Regions from separate parts of the Mus musculus genome. Here region 1 is linked to region 2. A link is a loop called in an ENCODE intact Hi-C map of the cell type or tissue named here. Cell type or tissue: left cerebral cortex. All regions are shown on one strand.

The links. Peaks named below come from ENCODE experiments on the same cell type or tissue, not always from the same donor. Only the 100,000 strongest peaks of a DNase experiment are listed, where the experiment ranks them.
Region 1: it touches region 2 in a loop (4-fold over the local background); 4 of 42 quality-filtered maps call a loop at or near these places.

Annotation. Positions count from the first base shown.
Region 1 is chr1:98,264,385-98,272,384 of GRCm38, reverse strand. No RefSeq gene overlaps it. Among named protein-coding and RNA genes, the nearest start is that of Gm29461, 95 kb to the right of the region's middle. In left cerebral cortex, no CTCF peak of the experiment used is centred here; a DNase peak (open chromatin) is centred at 3,311.
Region 2 is chr1:98,188,242-98,196,241 of GRCm38, reverse strand. Gm29461 (predicted gene 29461) reads right to left here. Exons shown (of 4, transcript NR_151613.1): 4 at 5,544-8,000. Among named protein-coding and RNA genes, the nearest start is that of Gm29461, 19 kb to the right of the region's middle. In left cerebral cortex, no CTCF peak of the experiment used is centred here; DNase peaks (open chromatin) are centred at 3,966, 4,812, 5,286 and 5,863; H3K27ac peaks cover 3,423 bases.

The DNA.
Region 1 (8,000 bases), 76 kb before region 2:
ATTTTATAACATTAGAAGAATTATCCATTTTAAGTTTTGAGTACATGCTATTTTACAGGCAACATACTAGATTTATGAAGAATAACTCAGTTTCACTGTCATAATTTATAATATCATACTGTCAATTTCAATGTTATAAATGAGAAGGATACTGTTATAGCTACATGGAATGAATAAAGTCATATTTAGTGATATTGAATTATATGCAGCACAAAACCAAAAAAAAAAAAAACAAAAAGCAAGAGGGAAAAAACCACCAATTGGGTGTCTGAATTGAATCAGAATTAAGGGACAGATTAAAGACTGACTTTGGGCCTCCATGTTTATTTCTGTGTCTTACTTCAAAGTCATATTCATGCTTAAACTAGTCCAATATAAAGGTCTCTTGTGTAATCTGTTTTTACCTCTTCTTTGTTAACCTAGCCTCTAACTTTAAACAGCATTTTTTTCAAATGCATCAAAAATTCTAATTGTTTTTTTGCAAAGGCATATACATAATAAAGGTCAAACTGAAAGCAAAGACCTAGGCTTTCTTTTAGTTCTACTAGATCTGACACTTCTTTTCACTCTTTCTTAATATTTAACAGATATATAATAATAATAATCACCAAAATTATGAACCACAGTCACTCCTATAATATCTTTATTCTAAAGACAGTTTCTGAAATTGTCAATATCTCTACATATAATGTCAATTCCATTCCATGTAACTTCCTGGATGAAAATAAGGAATTGCTAAAAAGGACATCACAGGCAGCAGCAGGTATGAACAATCTCATTTAAAGATAGATAGATAGAAAGATAGATAGATAGATAGATAGATAGGCAGCAGGCTTTAAGCAATGTATATATGAACTTTAATCAGATAACATAGATAGATAGATAGATAGATAGATAGATAGATAGATAGACACACATATATTGACAGACATATATACATAAACACTAGCAACATAAAAAGCTTATGTTGAATTTATTCTAATAATATAAGAATTATTTTAATTAGAAAACTACTATTATTGAATATCTGAACTAACTGAAAAAAAGAACCACATGGCCACCTCAATAAATGAGAAAATAGTTTTAAAATTAGTACCATATCATAATAAAAGATTTAAACTACTGAAGATATATCTGCATCTGCTCCTTTATTGCAGCCTTGTTCACAAGTGACAAGGTGTTGTGGGACCGTGAAAAGCAACCTGTTTTCTGGTTGAGCTAGTTTTAAACCCTGAAGACCTAGCAGATAACTACAAGGAATGGAAGGTGTTTGCCACACTCCTAGACACCAGGCTCCTGACAAGAGGCCTCAGCTCTCCATAATTCTGTGGCCATCAGTCACATAGGGCAATGTTCCAAGCCCCTCCACAGGTAGAGGATGTAACTTCAGGTCATGTAGCCTCAAGACAGGACTCCATTTTAATGAGGCACCTAAAAGTCTGAATGGTTTAGCCAATTAAGCTCTCCTTCCTGGACATTCCTCCCACGGCCAAGGGACCTGCAAGCCCAACTCCTGCAGTCCCACAGGACCCCAGACTACGGTTCTCCACCCTTGGAACTGGGTCCTGCGGCTTCTTACAGCCCAGCAGCAGCATGGGGTGCACACTGTCAAACTTACCGAGTCCCACCTCACCCAGCAGCCGGAGCCCTGGACCTGATACGGGACACCATTTTAACCCACAAGGTACGAATTCAATCGACAAGCTAAATCAATAAACCAAAGCTGCTATCTATATTCAATGGAATACTATTCAGTCATAAAAAAGAATGCAAGCATCATTTTTAGCAACAGAGAATTAAAAACTGAAAGTTTAATCATATCAAAGCAGAAGATAAAATAGATATAAGTGAACACAGGGAATATGTGAAGTGTATTGCTGGAGACATCATCTTACAAGGAAAGAAAAACACCTTCCTCTTCTCAGCTAGAAGACTATGGCAAGGCAACAGTTACTTGAGTAACTGTTCAAAAGAGATAAGAGACAAGACTCTGGATGACTACACTACGAAGATATGATGAATGTTTGAAGTGAGAAGCATACCAATGACCCTGTTAAGGTCATTTTACATGCCCACCAGCCAATATCACACTGCAGCCCAAAAGGATGTGATTACTACATGTGAATTAAAAGTAAAGCTATACCTTTGAAATGTTTTTCTAAAATTCAGCACACTTGGAATGCAACGGAGCTGAAATCCTAGGTATCTGGTTAAATACACAGTCAATTAAGTATGTCAATGAGGTCTGGAAAAAAAAACATACTGGAGCATCTTTAAGTCTTGCAATTAGTCTGTCAGGAATAATTTTATCTGGTAAAATGAAGTACAAAAGTAAAAACAAAGATGAAACCACATTATCAAATCACCCTCCATATTTAAAAAAAATATATGTGATAATAGCATACAGCCCCATTCCCTCATGGTATGGGTCCTTTGTAAGTCACACTTGAGTCTGTGAGGCTTCAGTATGATACTAGTGGTGTTGAGGGAGAGGCGCTAAGGGAAATGCACGGGGCTGTAGCTGCACATATAAAACCAGTCTGCTTACTTTTCACAGGACAGTCGCAATCTACATTGCTTTCTCGTGGTTTTATCTAAATTGCATAATTTAATCCTAACTTTTGCTTTACAAGAAATAAATTACAAACTAAAGGTCAAATCAAACACTTTCAAAAATGCAATCCTCTTCAGGGAGAAAACTGTGAAAAAGAAAATGTCCCATTTACACTCATGTGATTATTAATCTAATTAGAAACCATGACAGAGTCAATTTACTGTAAGGACGATAAAGGACTCTTCTAACTTGATCAACTTAGGGAGGCTTTATGGCATAATGCTAATGCTACATGACTATGTTGAAAAATAGTACAGTATCCTAGATCTTCCAGAATTACATGTGACACATCTTTTTTCAAGGTACCTGTCATTCAACACAGGGAGAAATTAAGCAAGTGACTACCTAGAGCCTTCACCTACTAATTAGTGTTCATGGTACGAGAAGGATCTCTGCATGCTACCAAAGGAAGTTAAACATCAAAACAGCTACCAAAAAATTGATCCAATGATGACCTGCCTGCAAGATGGGCTATAGAGGCACAAAGCTTGTGAGAGTAACCAACCAATGCCCACTCCATGAGATGGACTCCATCCCCAATACTGCTCTGGTGGCCAACAACGTGAGACTGAATTAACCAGGGACTTAGGAGAAAAGCAAGCACTTCTGTTTTGCTAGAGTAATATATTTATAAAATGACTCATAATGACATCTGCTACACACATAGACCAGTGTGTTGTTCAGCCATCATCAAAGAAGTTTCTTTCTATAGCAGATGAGAACAAATATAGAGACACACAGCCAGGCAATGTGCAGGGAATATTGTGATCTGTCTACTACTCAGTCACTGTTTAAAGCCAATAGAATAGCTGGCCAGTGACTATAATAGCTGTTCGGGATCCCAGTGTAGTTCAAAGCCTTTTTCTCAGGGTGAGCTTTTAAGCACAGCCACCACATTCTGGGTTGACATACTTCAGTTAACAAGAACAGTTAGCCAGAAGGAGAACTACGAAAGCCAAAAAAAAAAAAAAGAAAAAAGCAAGGTTAGTACATTTAGAGATTTTTCCCAGAACTAAGGACTTTGATGGATTGGGTCTCTGTTTTCATTTTGGCAGGTGGTGTAGAGTTTTATGTCCTGAATCGTACTTCCATCATTAAGGCATAAGGTCTGAGAAACTACTAATGTCTGAGGCCCTGTTACAATTGTAAGGAACCTTGGAACACTAAGTTCTAAATGGGATCTCTCCTCTCAGAGTTCAGGAAACCTAAGGAGAAGAGGCATGAAAATTGGGAGAGCTAGAGGGTATGGAAGAAATCTCTACGCTCTCTAAACATTGGGGCCTGGAGCACTTATAGTTTGTGGCAGCTTGCACAGGGTCTGTGCCAACTGAGGTTTCCCCAGTGCTGAGAAAGGAAGTAGACACATGCCTCCAGTCCTAACCCAAAAGCTGTCACCAATTAATATACTCACAAGTAAAAATTAGTTCTCTTCGATGGAGTCTCACTGGGTATACAAACCACTCTTAAGGACAGGCCCCACACCCAGCTAACACATAAAACAAATTCAAGGGCATCTTTCAAGGGTCTTAGCCTCATAATGTTTTGTCAGGGAATTTTTTTTTAACTTTCCAGGTGCTCTGTGTTTATGTTAAGACTTCCAGTCTTATGGAATTTCTGTGTGTATGATCATGAGTGTCTCTGTGTCTATATGTGTTTTTCATGGTTTTGTCGTTTTTCTTTGGCTCTTTTTCTTGTTTATTTTGTCCTGTTTGTCTGTTTGTTTTTGTCTTATCTTATCTTACATTATTATTATTATTATTATTATTATTATTAAGATGTATTTGTGTTTTCTAAAGAAAGAAAGTGTGAATTTGAATGTAGATGAGGTGGGGTATCAGAGAAGTTGAGGAGGGAAACCATAATTTGAATATATTGCATGAAAGAATATTTTTCAATAATAAAAAAAATGGAAAATATTTCATGAGTAAGCAATATTTTTGTTTGTTTGTTTTTGTTCTTTTATCATTTACTTGTGCTTTACTTATAAGGAGAATGCAAATTCAAAACCAGATCTTAATAATCCAAACAAATATCATGGTCTAGATAGTGCAAGGGTATGGGAAATACATGTCCTCTGTATCAAGCTTTTGAATGCACTATATAGTTCATTTTAAAGCCAGAGAATCCTCTTCCTCATTGTTTGTCTGGATAGCATTTTTTTTTAAATGGAGAAGCCCTGGCTCTTGACCATCGCACAGTCAAGGCTTTTATTGGGAAACAATGGCTTTAAAGTGGCCTCCAACATCCTCACTGCCCAGAGCAGCTGGTGCTTCCTCTGCCAAGTTCAAGAAAGAAGGGGCTGCCGTGCCGCATGGGGCCCTTAGCGGGCTCACGTGTACAGCTCAAAATCAATGCGCTTGGAGTTGTAGAACTGGCCGCCCGGAGGGTCCAGCTTCTGACAATAACCACCATCCGGGAAGTAACCTTCACTCACCCACGTCTGCATCTGGGCACTGGTGAAGGGTCCATACAGCTCGGCGTCCCCCGTGTTCTCCCATTTATACTCCCACATCACATCCATCAGGCCATCTCCTGTTGACTCTGCCTCCTCTCTTTGGGTAGGAGTTGGGGTTTCCAGTTCACCCTCTGCTACTTCCTCAGCAAACATGTCCAGGGAGGGTTGGATAGCATTTTCAAACAGTGCTACATACAAACTTATTTGGTAAAATGTGCCAGCACATTCTCCAAAAAAAATTTTCCATGCTCAATGAACTTTAAAATCCATTCATGTCGAGTTCTCCTAGGCTATCTACAGTATGTTTCCGACAATAAAAACTCTGAAATTCTTCAATAAAGATAAAGATGGAATTTTTCCACAAAATATTTTCAAAGAATGACTAATGTTCTATGAAAGAAATATCAAATAAATTTAAAAATTAGAACAACCCAAAACTAGTGTGTCATGTTGAAGAGTTATCATATCAGGTCTTGAGGATTTCCCATGCCTATTTTACAAGCAAATGTTTCTGCCCAAAGTATGTTCTAACTTCTTTCAAAATACATTCTTCCTACATAACATATTCTCCTTGAAGTGTTAATAAGTGGAGTAGCTAGGAATATTTCATACATTTCAGAAGTGAATTTTTAAATAATATTCTAAAAGTCAAAGGTATCACCTGTTTAGTAAATGTATAATATGATAATCCTTCTCATATACTTTACAACTTTTCCATTTTCCTTTCACTCATTTAATTTTAATCAAGTATTCCCATCAAACATGGTAATATTATGAATTAATGGATTTGAGTTAAATCACAATATCTATGTGCCTGCCTATACCATACCACCATGTGTGGATTAATTTCCTCATAACCATTGGCTATTCAACTTATTTTGGGGGGCATATTAAATCTGTTTATTTCATACCAGCTGAAATATGTAATGTTGATGATTCTTTTATATACTCAAATAATAATAATAATATATTATATTATATAATAAAGCAATATTAATTCTGATTTTATTTTATAAGGATTTTTTAAGTTATTATGTAATAAAGAAATGTGTAAACATAAGCTTTGGTATAAATGTGATATTAATATCAAAACATATGAAAACTCCCAGAGTTATCTGCCATCCTCTTAGCATGATAGAGTGACATCCATATAGCCCAGAGGAAGCGGTTTATTAGAGTAGATATATCTGTCCAGAGTTCTCATGGAATGCATGAATACATGGATACATGGAATACATGAATACATATAATACATTGAACACTGGAATTCATGAAACATATCAATACATGGAATACACAGATACATAAATTACATAAATACACAGAACATAGAATATATAGATCCATAGAATACATAGAACATATGAATACATGAAATACATGGATACATGTATATATAGAACACATGAATACATGGAACACATGAATTCATGGAATACAGAGGCAGACTGAACTTCAAGAATTGGTTTTATAGATGTCAAAAAAGAAAGCAAAATTGAGAGTTATCAATGAACAGAGTTATTTATTCTTCTTATTTTTGGTTGATGGATAAATCATAGAGCACTAGTTGTCTTTGTTGTTGATATCCAGCTTTCATTCCTGGTGGTGAGACAGGATAAAGGATATACTCTTGATTTTCTTGTATAGGTTGATTTGCTTTGTGTCCAAATATGTGGTCAAAATTGGGAAAAGTTCAATAAGCAGCTAAGAAGAAGGTATAGTATTTTGTGTTTGAGTGAAGTGTCCTGTAGATTTCTGGTGAGCTGAGTTATGACATTATTTAATTACAATATTCTCTTTAGTTTGATCTGGGTGGTTAACCCGATTATTGAATGGGTATGGGATTGGTGACTGAAGTCACCCATTCAGTGTGTGAGTGTCATAGGATTTTAGCTGTAGCAGTGTTTCTTTTATGAACCTTGGTGCCTTTGTATTTGGTGTATAACTGTTTAAAATTGCAATATCTTTTGGATGGATTTTTCCCTTTGATAAGTAGGTAGTATCCTTCCTTATAACTTATGTTTTGTATTGTTGTAAGTCTATATTCTCAGATATTAAGATGGCTATATCTGCTTGCTTCTTGGGTCCATTTGCATGGAATATCTTTTCCACCCTTTTACCATGTGCTGATGTCTATCTTCAATTATGAGTGTGCTTCTTACATGCAACAGAAAGATGGATCCTGTTTTCCAGTCTAATCTGTTAGCCTGTGTCTTTTTATGGGGTAATTGAGAACACTAATATTGAGAGTCATCAATGAACAGCATTACTTGATTCCTCTTTATTTTGTTGTTATGGTGTGTATCCCCCACTTTCCATTTATTGGCAAGAAGTTATTTGCTCCTTGTGTCTTCTTATGTCATTTAACCTATGTAGACTGATGTTTTTCTTCTAGTGTCTTCTATAGAGATGGATTGGTAAATAAAACTTGTTTAAATTTGGTTTGATTATGGAATTTTTTCTTTCACTGTTGGTTGTGTTGATAGTTTTTGCTTGACATAGTAGTCTGCTCTGGCATCTGTGGATTCTCCAAGTTTGTAGAACATCCATCCAGGCCCTCCTAGCTTTCAGAGCTACCACTGAGAAGTTGGGTTTTATTCTTTTGGAGGGGGGGTTGATGCAGCAGACTTTATTAATGTGGACAGTAGGGCTTCCTAGGCCCCTCCGATTATTATGGATGTCTGGGATGGAAACTGTGAGGGAGATGCTCAGTGTTGGAGGCAGAGTTAGGACAGGGACTCCTCAGCAACTGAAGGCTTCTCTCTTCCTTTCAGTGTCCTTGCTTGGGTGGGTGGTCCAGGGTTTCTTACTCCTTCTAGGCAATGTTGGCCATGAGGTCTACCACCCTGTTGCTGTAGCCATATTCATTGTCATACCAGAAATGAGCTTTACAAAATTGTCATTGAGAGCAATGTCAGACCTAACATCAAA
Region 2 (8,000 bases):
GTTTGGACTGTGCTTCACAACTCTGCATTTCAGTCAGTTGTGGTTTTCTGTAAAGGTCTCTCTCTGTTGCAAAGAGAACTTTCCTTGATGAGAAGTGAACATTTATCCATGTGTTTAAGAACAATGTTTGGAATATAGTTAGGAATTATGCTGGTTTAGTAAAATCCATAAATTGGTGAAAGCCATGAGGGAAGGTTGTGGCACACAAGCAAGCTTCCTGGAGACAGTCTACCATTTTGCATGGCTGTAATGGATGAACCCTGGAAAGGCACAGCCCCAGGTGCTTTGTTCCAGGATTGCTTCTTGCTGCTGGTGTGCCTTCTCATGTTTGTCATTCCTTTTCTGATATGGTGTGATTGACAAAGAAAGACCTTTCTGCCTATAGTCTGTTAGATTGGTTCACAGAATCAACATGAAGATGAACTTTCATGAAACAAAGATGTTTCAATGTATTAATGAATATATAGAATTCCTGATTTGATTCAAATAAATTTAGGAAGTTAGAATAATTGATAGAAAGTTTAAGAAGATGGTTTAAATTGTTGTGCCAGAAAGATATAATAAAGTCAGAATCAAGAATAGAATGTGCCCCTTTCTCATGGAATAGGAAGAAAAGGCTTCATGGAAAGGTGGACAACGAGCTTTCATGCACTACAATCATGTAGATTGCACCAGGAAATAGAATAGATTTAGAACAAATTAATGATCATGGGAAAAAATTTCATTCTAGGTCAGGTCCAAGGATGAGGTTATAGGTGTACACTATGATAAAGCAAGATCGTGTAAAACCACTGCTTTGAACTAATGAGCTTATAGAATGAAACACTACTTTGAAGTTATAATCAGCATCCTGCTGTAACTCCCTCCTGTGTAACATTTTTATCTATGAGGTAATTTTTCTTAAACAGAGAACTTTTCTCTAAAAAGCTATAGAAAGCTGAAAGCAAAATAAAGCTAACTGTACCTCCTTTCTGCATCATTGTGTGCGTGTGCGTGTGTGTGTGTGTGTGCGCGCGTGTGTGTGCACGCATGTGTGTGCGTGTGCGTGCGTGTGTGTGCGCGCGCGTGTGTGTGCACGCATGTGTGTGCGTGTGTGTGTGTGCGCGCGCGCGCGTGTGTGCACGCATGTGTGTGCGTGTGTGTGTGTGAGTGTGGGTGGGTGTGGGTGTGAGTGTGTGTGACTTTCTTTTCCTTTCTCTCTGGTTAAAGAAGAGTTAATAAGCTCAGGGGTGGGGGCTCTGAGTTAAAGAGTAAAGAGCCCTAAGAAGTTATACTTCTTTTTCTAATGCCCTGCTGTTATTAGCAGGAGTCAATTGCCAAAAACCATTACCTCTGGCCCTAGAATAGCAAGAGAGAGTTAATTGTCAGGAACCATCAGCATTTGCTGCCCTTGCCTGCTCCCCACCCCGCAAATGACTCTACATCCAATCGTAATTCGCCTGGATGTCAAAGCTGGTCTTTGACAATAAATTCACCTATTTGGTTAGGTTTTCAATACCAGGCATGAGTTTTCTCTTCTTAAGTGGGTCTTACATTCATACAATTAAAAAGCTATTGGTTACCACCAAAGTATGTGTGCCACTATTGCACTCTTAAGGTTATCTTGCTATGCAGGTCATTTGTGTGATTCATAGGAATCATAGCTGGGAAGGACTGTTAATTGTATCTCTATTTTGAAAGCTTGCATGACATCTTCTGGTTCCATGAACGCTAGTCCTCAGCAAGGTTTTCAAGCCACATTCAGCTCAGGGGCTTCTGGGAACTGTGTCTGAGATGTACTTTTTTTCCAGCAACAGGGATTTACCTTCTACCTGTAAGAGCAACCAAGGGCAATGGCAATACCCTTCATTGTTCTGGGAGTCTCTAGATCAACCCTAACCAAAAACCTCAAAACACAACTTCTCATGCTTGATATCTGGGGTTTTATTAGATGGTCTCTGGATCCTGGGGTAGCACTATAAGTCCAGATATGAAGTTTTCATTTATACTGTATATGTATATTTATAAACAGAATTTCAGGTATTATAAGTAGTTTTAGGTAATAAGTAGTATGAGTATTTATGGCTTTTTTACACATTCCCCACTGTCATTTTACCCTCCTTCTTCTGTGTTTATTTCCATCCCCATTTCCAAATTAGAGCCACCCCATTTTTCCCATTTTCCATTTCAGATCATTTGAACCCCACTATCTCCCTCTCTATTCAACCTTTCCCTCCCCTGCTCCCATATTCACAAGGGTCCCTTCTTACTTTCCTGGTTTCTTCAGTTACTCTAGGTAAGTATTCCTATTTAAAGACTCTGAGCTCCAAATGAGAGATGAGATGTGATATTTGTCTTTCAAGGTCTGGGTTACCTCATTCAATATGATCATTTCCAGTTCCATCCATTTACCTTCCTATTTTGTGATTTCATTTTTTTATAGCTAAATAGTAAATGCATGCCACATTTTTAGTATCCATTCATCAGTTGGAGAACATTTAGGCTGCTTCCATTTCCTAGCTATTATGAAAAAAAATGAATCTTACAGTCTTTTTAAGAGAGTCTCTTGCCTCTCTTTAAAAGACTAGGGTTCTAATTTCTAGAATTGACTAATTAATAATTTGTTGCCCTGTCCAAATATTCAAAAACACATTTTCTAGATAGCTAGCTGCATGTCCTACTTTGTATAGTATTAAGTTATTGTAGGGCTACTTACACTAAGAAGTAGCTGCCTATTCTCTGTTACCTTTATAATAATAATAATAATTAATAATAATAATAAAGCTTTGGTGTCCTTTCTGATGGTAGAACAAGACAGAGTGGCCCAATGTCTTAATCCCACTTAGATACAAGACTTGTGCCTACTTGAAACCTCTACTTTAGACAATTATAGAGAAGAGAAACAAATAAATTAATTATGTATTAAACAAAGAAAAATGGGAGTTCCCATACTATATTTATTAAAGATACGTGTTAGATGTTGAGACACATTCTGTCCTTCCCCTATTACATCCTAATCTGAATAGGATTTCATAATGTACTATAGACGCCAGATATGGTTATCTCACCAGCCCTGTATCCAACCCTGAAAGGATCTGGCTCCATTCTTATTTTGAAACTGTTTTACTCTATTTGACCTTTTTCAAATTCAATGCCAGGTGATCTTGGGAGCAGCAAGATCTGACATTGCAAAGACTAATGTCCTGTCATGTTCATTCTGTCTCAGGGCTTTTGTGTCACCGTCATCTCATCCTGTAAGAATGCCTCTGATCTTTTCCATTATTAAGACATCTTCAAAACATGCTAGCTGTAAAAGATTCAATTTCCATTAAAAGCCAAAGGCTTCTCTCCATCGCCTTTGGTAATTTGTACAGTTGGCACTAATTCAGCTCTCTCGATATTCAGCAGAGCCCTTTTGTCTTCTGATAGTTACAAGAAGTGGTGATTAATGCTTGAAAGATGTGTCACACTCTCCCCTTTCTTCAAGATCCTTAATGCAGATAGACTTTGCAGAGGGAGACTGGTAGAATGTGCTAATCGGCTCAAAGATGAATTTCACACATCTCTTCTAGAGTACAGGGCACTACTCAGCTGAGTGCTGAACTCAGTACTTGGAGTTCCTCATACTTGGAGGGCTGGACTCATCATTTGGTATCAGAGTTAATATATAGGTGCCACTCAGACTTTCCCACCTGCCAACAGACCTGTGGGAGGGAAGCTTTTATGTCCAGTGCTTACACCACATTGTTGCACTCACTTTTCTGCTTGTCTGCTTGTCCCAAAGACACCATAGCTTCCTCTAGGCAAAAGCAACACTACAGTGATTATTATAGAAAGGACAAACTATTCAGACCTAAAATAACGTAGTGAATGAATCACAACAGATTGATGGCATAACTCACATCCAAAAGCCAAGAGCCAGAATTACACGGTTTATTTTAAGACGGCAGAAGAGTAAAAAGCAGATTGAAAAGCATACGACATCTCTGCAGCTCGAGCTCTGCAAACAACGATGGCATTTGCAGAGTTCTGCGAGCCTTCTCAAATGTGGTTGCAGTTTTAATGTGTGTTGACATCTTTCTCTGTGTGCAGAATTAGCTGGGAGAACAACATTTTGTGCTTTTTCCTGCTTGCGACAGCATGAGCACATGGAAAGAGCCAGTAACTGAGCAGCCATTCCCCATGGAAGGACACTAAGACAGTTTTGCTTCAGTTTTTACACAGTAGTATTATGAATACATGGGATTGCCTGGGTCACGGATCATTCCAATGACACAGGGAAAAAAAGAAAGCACATTAGGTATTCCTCTTACATCATTCTCTGAAGCAGGGGCAAATGAAACAGATAAATGTAATCATTGGAAAATAATTTTACTGTTATCAAATTAGAGGCATGGTAAATAACTGAGATCAGAACTTCACAGAGGCTCTCAAGGAACTGGAGTTTCACACTATAATTTAGAAAACAATAGAGTGAAAAATTAAAGAGCACTAACATGAAATAAATTTAGGAAGACTGAAAAAGAAACAACATACAAGAACTGTACTGATTAGGAAATGGGCAATTTAAGTTCTTGAGAAGAGTAAATCTCCAGCAAGAATTAATTTGCTTCCTGCTGAGTCCTGCTGGTTTTTCTTCTCTCCTCAATCACTGTTTATTTCATAAAATCAGCATTCACCTATCTCTTTTGATTATTTAATTTTGGGGGGATTTTCTTCTCACAAAGCTGTTAGCACAGCTAAACTCAACTCCGCATGCAATGTGTAAACACATGATAATGGCCTGCAGAAGTGTTGGATTGTTTATTCCACTCTGCAGACCTCATTGTTTAGATGCTGTTTCCCCTCCAGAGAAATCTCTCAGTAGGATTCCTAAAGCGGCTTCTCACTGCCTGCATCTTTCACTGACATTTACCAAATGCCCAGGCTCTCATAGAAAAAAAAAAAAAATCACGAAAGCAATATTCAAACTGTGACAGATTCTTATTTCTAAACAAGAGATGGGTCATGAGCTGTAGCTGACAAAAACGGTGAAAAAAAAAATGTTTTTAAATGAGAATTTCCTCAAACTTCACTATCTCCATCTCTGTGGCTGTCTAAAATTCTGCATTCTCAGGTGGGGACCAGAGGGTTGGTAAAAGCATTCTCTGGTTGAGAGTTACTATTCATTAAAAAAGAAACAATGGGCGCCATCCCAATGGAATTCTCCTGGCAGAATATTCAAATAAAGCATGCTTCAAGTATGGCACAAACCTTTAGAAATAAACAGCTCCGCATCCTCTTAGATGAGTCATGCGGGTTTTCACTTTGTCACAAGGACAAGCATGATGCAGACGGCCTTTCCTTCTCTCTTTATTCAGCTTCTTTACTGTTTTTGATTAGTTACCTCAGCTGAGACTCCTTGCTCGATGCAAAGGCTCCTGGTGGCTTGTCTGAGCCTGGATGTGTCAAGACAGAATATTCCTTCTAAGTCCAAGGCTGAGTTTTCCCACCCTGGCATTTGTCCCCGGAGTTCTAGATGTTGATGGGCAGTTATTTAAAAAGATGATTGTTTTTCTGTGTGATTTAAAATAAAGTTTAGCTTTATTGTGCCCTTTGTAATGGTATTTGTCATCTTATATTTAATAGCAGGCTGTCAGGCTGCTTTATTTTAAACCAAGACAAAAGACTACCATAGGAAAAATACAATCACCAAATCAAATATTCATGCAGATCCTCAGATTGAACTTAATTTATGAGATAACCTCTAAGATTATTAGTGTATTGTGGCCATACTTATGTTTTTCACTCTCATGCTTTGTCACTGTAGAGACATGAAAATGCTATTCATTGTTGCTAGGAGATGGGTGGCTATGGCAACAGCATGGGGCAGAGCCAGATGGAGCGCCTCAAGCTAGTCAGGGTTAGCCTCATTTTTTGATCTCCAAATGACTCCTCTGCAGTCCTGTGAATGAAGAATCAGCCTCTTCAGCTTGTTTCAAAAGATAGGCCACATGGCTTCTCCTCGCGTGTCAGCTGTCCCCATTAACAAGTGTCTTTTGCGTGTTTAACGATGTACTGTGAGGTTGTTGGAAAGGGAAAAGACACTGGATAACAAGGGGATTATCACTGTTTAACTGTGTTCTCATACTGTTATTAATCTAGCACAGATCTGGTGCCATATGTGGCTTGTCATCATTCCATTTAACTCCTGGTGACTCTCGTGGAAGTGCCATTCCAAGAGCAGAGGGGACATATGTTCCTAATTTTGGTTTGCTCATTCCTCAAAGATTTATGGCTATTCTAAAGTCATGAATCATCATCTTTAAGGCACCCTTACATTTCATCAGAATAGACTATCTTCTCTGGATCTTCTTTATGCTGAGTTTTGTGGATTCTGCCTTTAAGCCTAGTACTTGAAAAGTTGTAGCAGAAGGATAACCCCAAGTTCAAGGCCAGCCTATGCAACAAAGTGAAACCTTTCTCTAGTCCTCCCTTCTCAAAAATATCTCATCACACGGCTATACACAGTATGACAAGTTTTTTTTCAAAACCTTGGGGTGTAGTGAACACACACATGTTCCTCTTATAAACAAATAAAAATGTTAACATGTTAAAGTCATTAGTGTTTGAGTAGGTCAGTGTTCTCCAGAGCAGCAGAACCTATAGCTGAATAGTAAAAAGAATGCCTTAAATCAGCTTAGAAGCAGAGAAGCCCACAGTGACTCAGTACTGAAGGCTGGTACACCTGCAATTGGAGTGAATCCCACACTCATGGTCTCACACCAGAAGCCCACAACCCAGCACTCAGTCCCAGAGGCTGGTGCCACAGCAATCCTAACCTGGAGCTGCAAACCTTAAACGTTCCCGGAGAATGGCTAGTCCTTGGTCAGTGATGAAGCCTGGAAATGCTGGTTCTGCGATCCCTGGAGACATCAGCCATGGCTGCAATGGGAAACCCACTTGGTGTCTGAAGGTATGGACAAAGGAGAACAATGTTCCCAGTGCCAGGCTCTCTGTTTATCTAGGCGGCTCCCAGAAGGAACCATTCACACTGGAGTAGGTTTTTTCTCACCCACTGAGAAAATCAGGGCAATCCTTCAGGTGAAACTCCCTACTCACATGATTGTAATTCCTGACAAATTAACATTAAGACCAACCATCACCGGGGTTCATAGGGATGAATCTGGTTTTCTAAAAATATCCATTACTCATACTTTTTTAGTATATCATTGTCTCCCAAAACACTATATCCCCACACTCCTTACCATAGCAGATACCATTGAACCTGAATGTGCCAACTTGTAGTTCACTAGCCAATCAAACTGAATATGCTCTGCAAGACTTTCCTCTGGTAAGATCAGAGAGATTTCTAATTTCTTGTCCCTTTCAACTCTTCTACACCATTCCCTCACACAAAATATCGCTTCTAATTTATCTCTTTTTTGTTTCCTATATGCTTACTGGTTCAAATATTTATCAGGTACTTCCTATGTACCTGGTCCTCATGCCAGTTTCCATTAGCTAAAGAAGAGCATAATGAGAGTGAAAGACCATCTAACAGGGATAATATATCCATAAAAATTAACAATGAATGTCATTTCTTAGGTGTTTCCTATATGCAGGACATGTGTGAACACTATATTTAATGTTCATAATGTCATCATTATCATTTACAGCTAAGACTTGCTCAGACTCAAGACTAAGTGACTTGCCCAGTCAGGGAGGCAGAAAGCAATGAAACATACTACAGCGTAGCTCCATCTCCCTTCAAAAATGATAATTCCTTTATTGATTTGACATAATGGGATATTCTCAGTAATAAAATGTGTGTTATTCCAGGCTGGATGCCAGATAAGGAAGTGATGAATCCGTAAGAGCGGGCCAATGAGGTCATAGGCACTAGAACAGCTAAGCTGGTAAATAAGGATGTGACGAGTGACATGGAAGGAAGGGGACATTTTAGAAATAGGCATAACCTAGAACATCATTATTTTAAGCTTCCTTTAATTACTTTCAGTCCTTTCAGCCTCCCCATATAT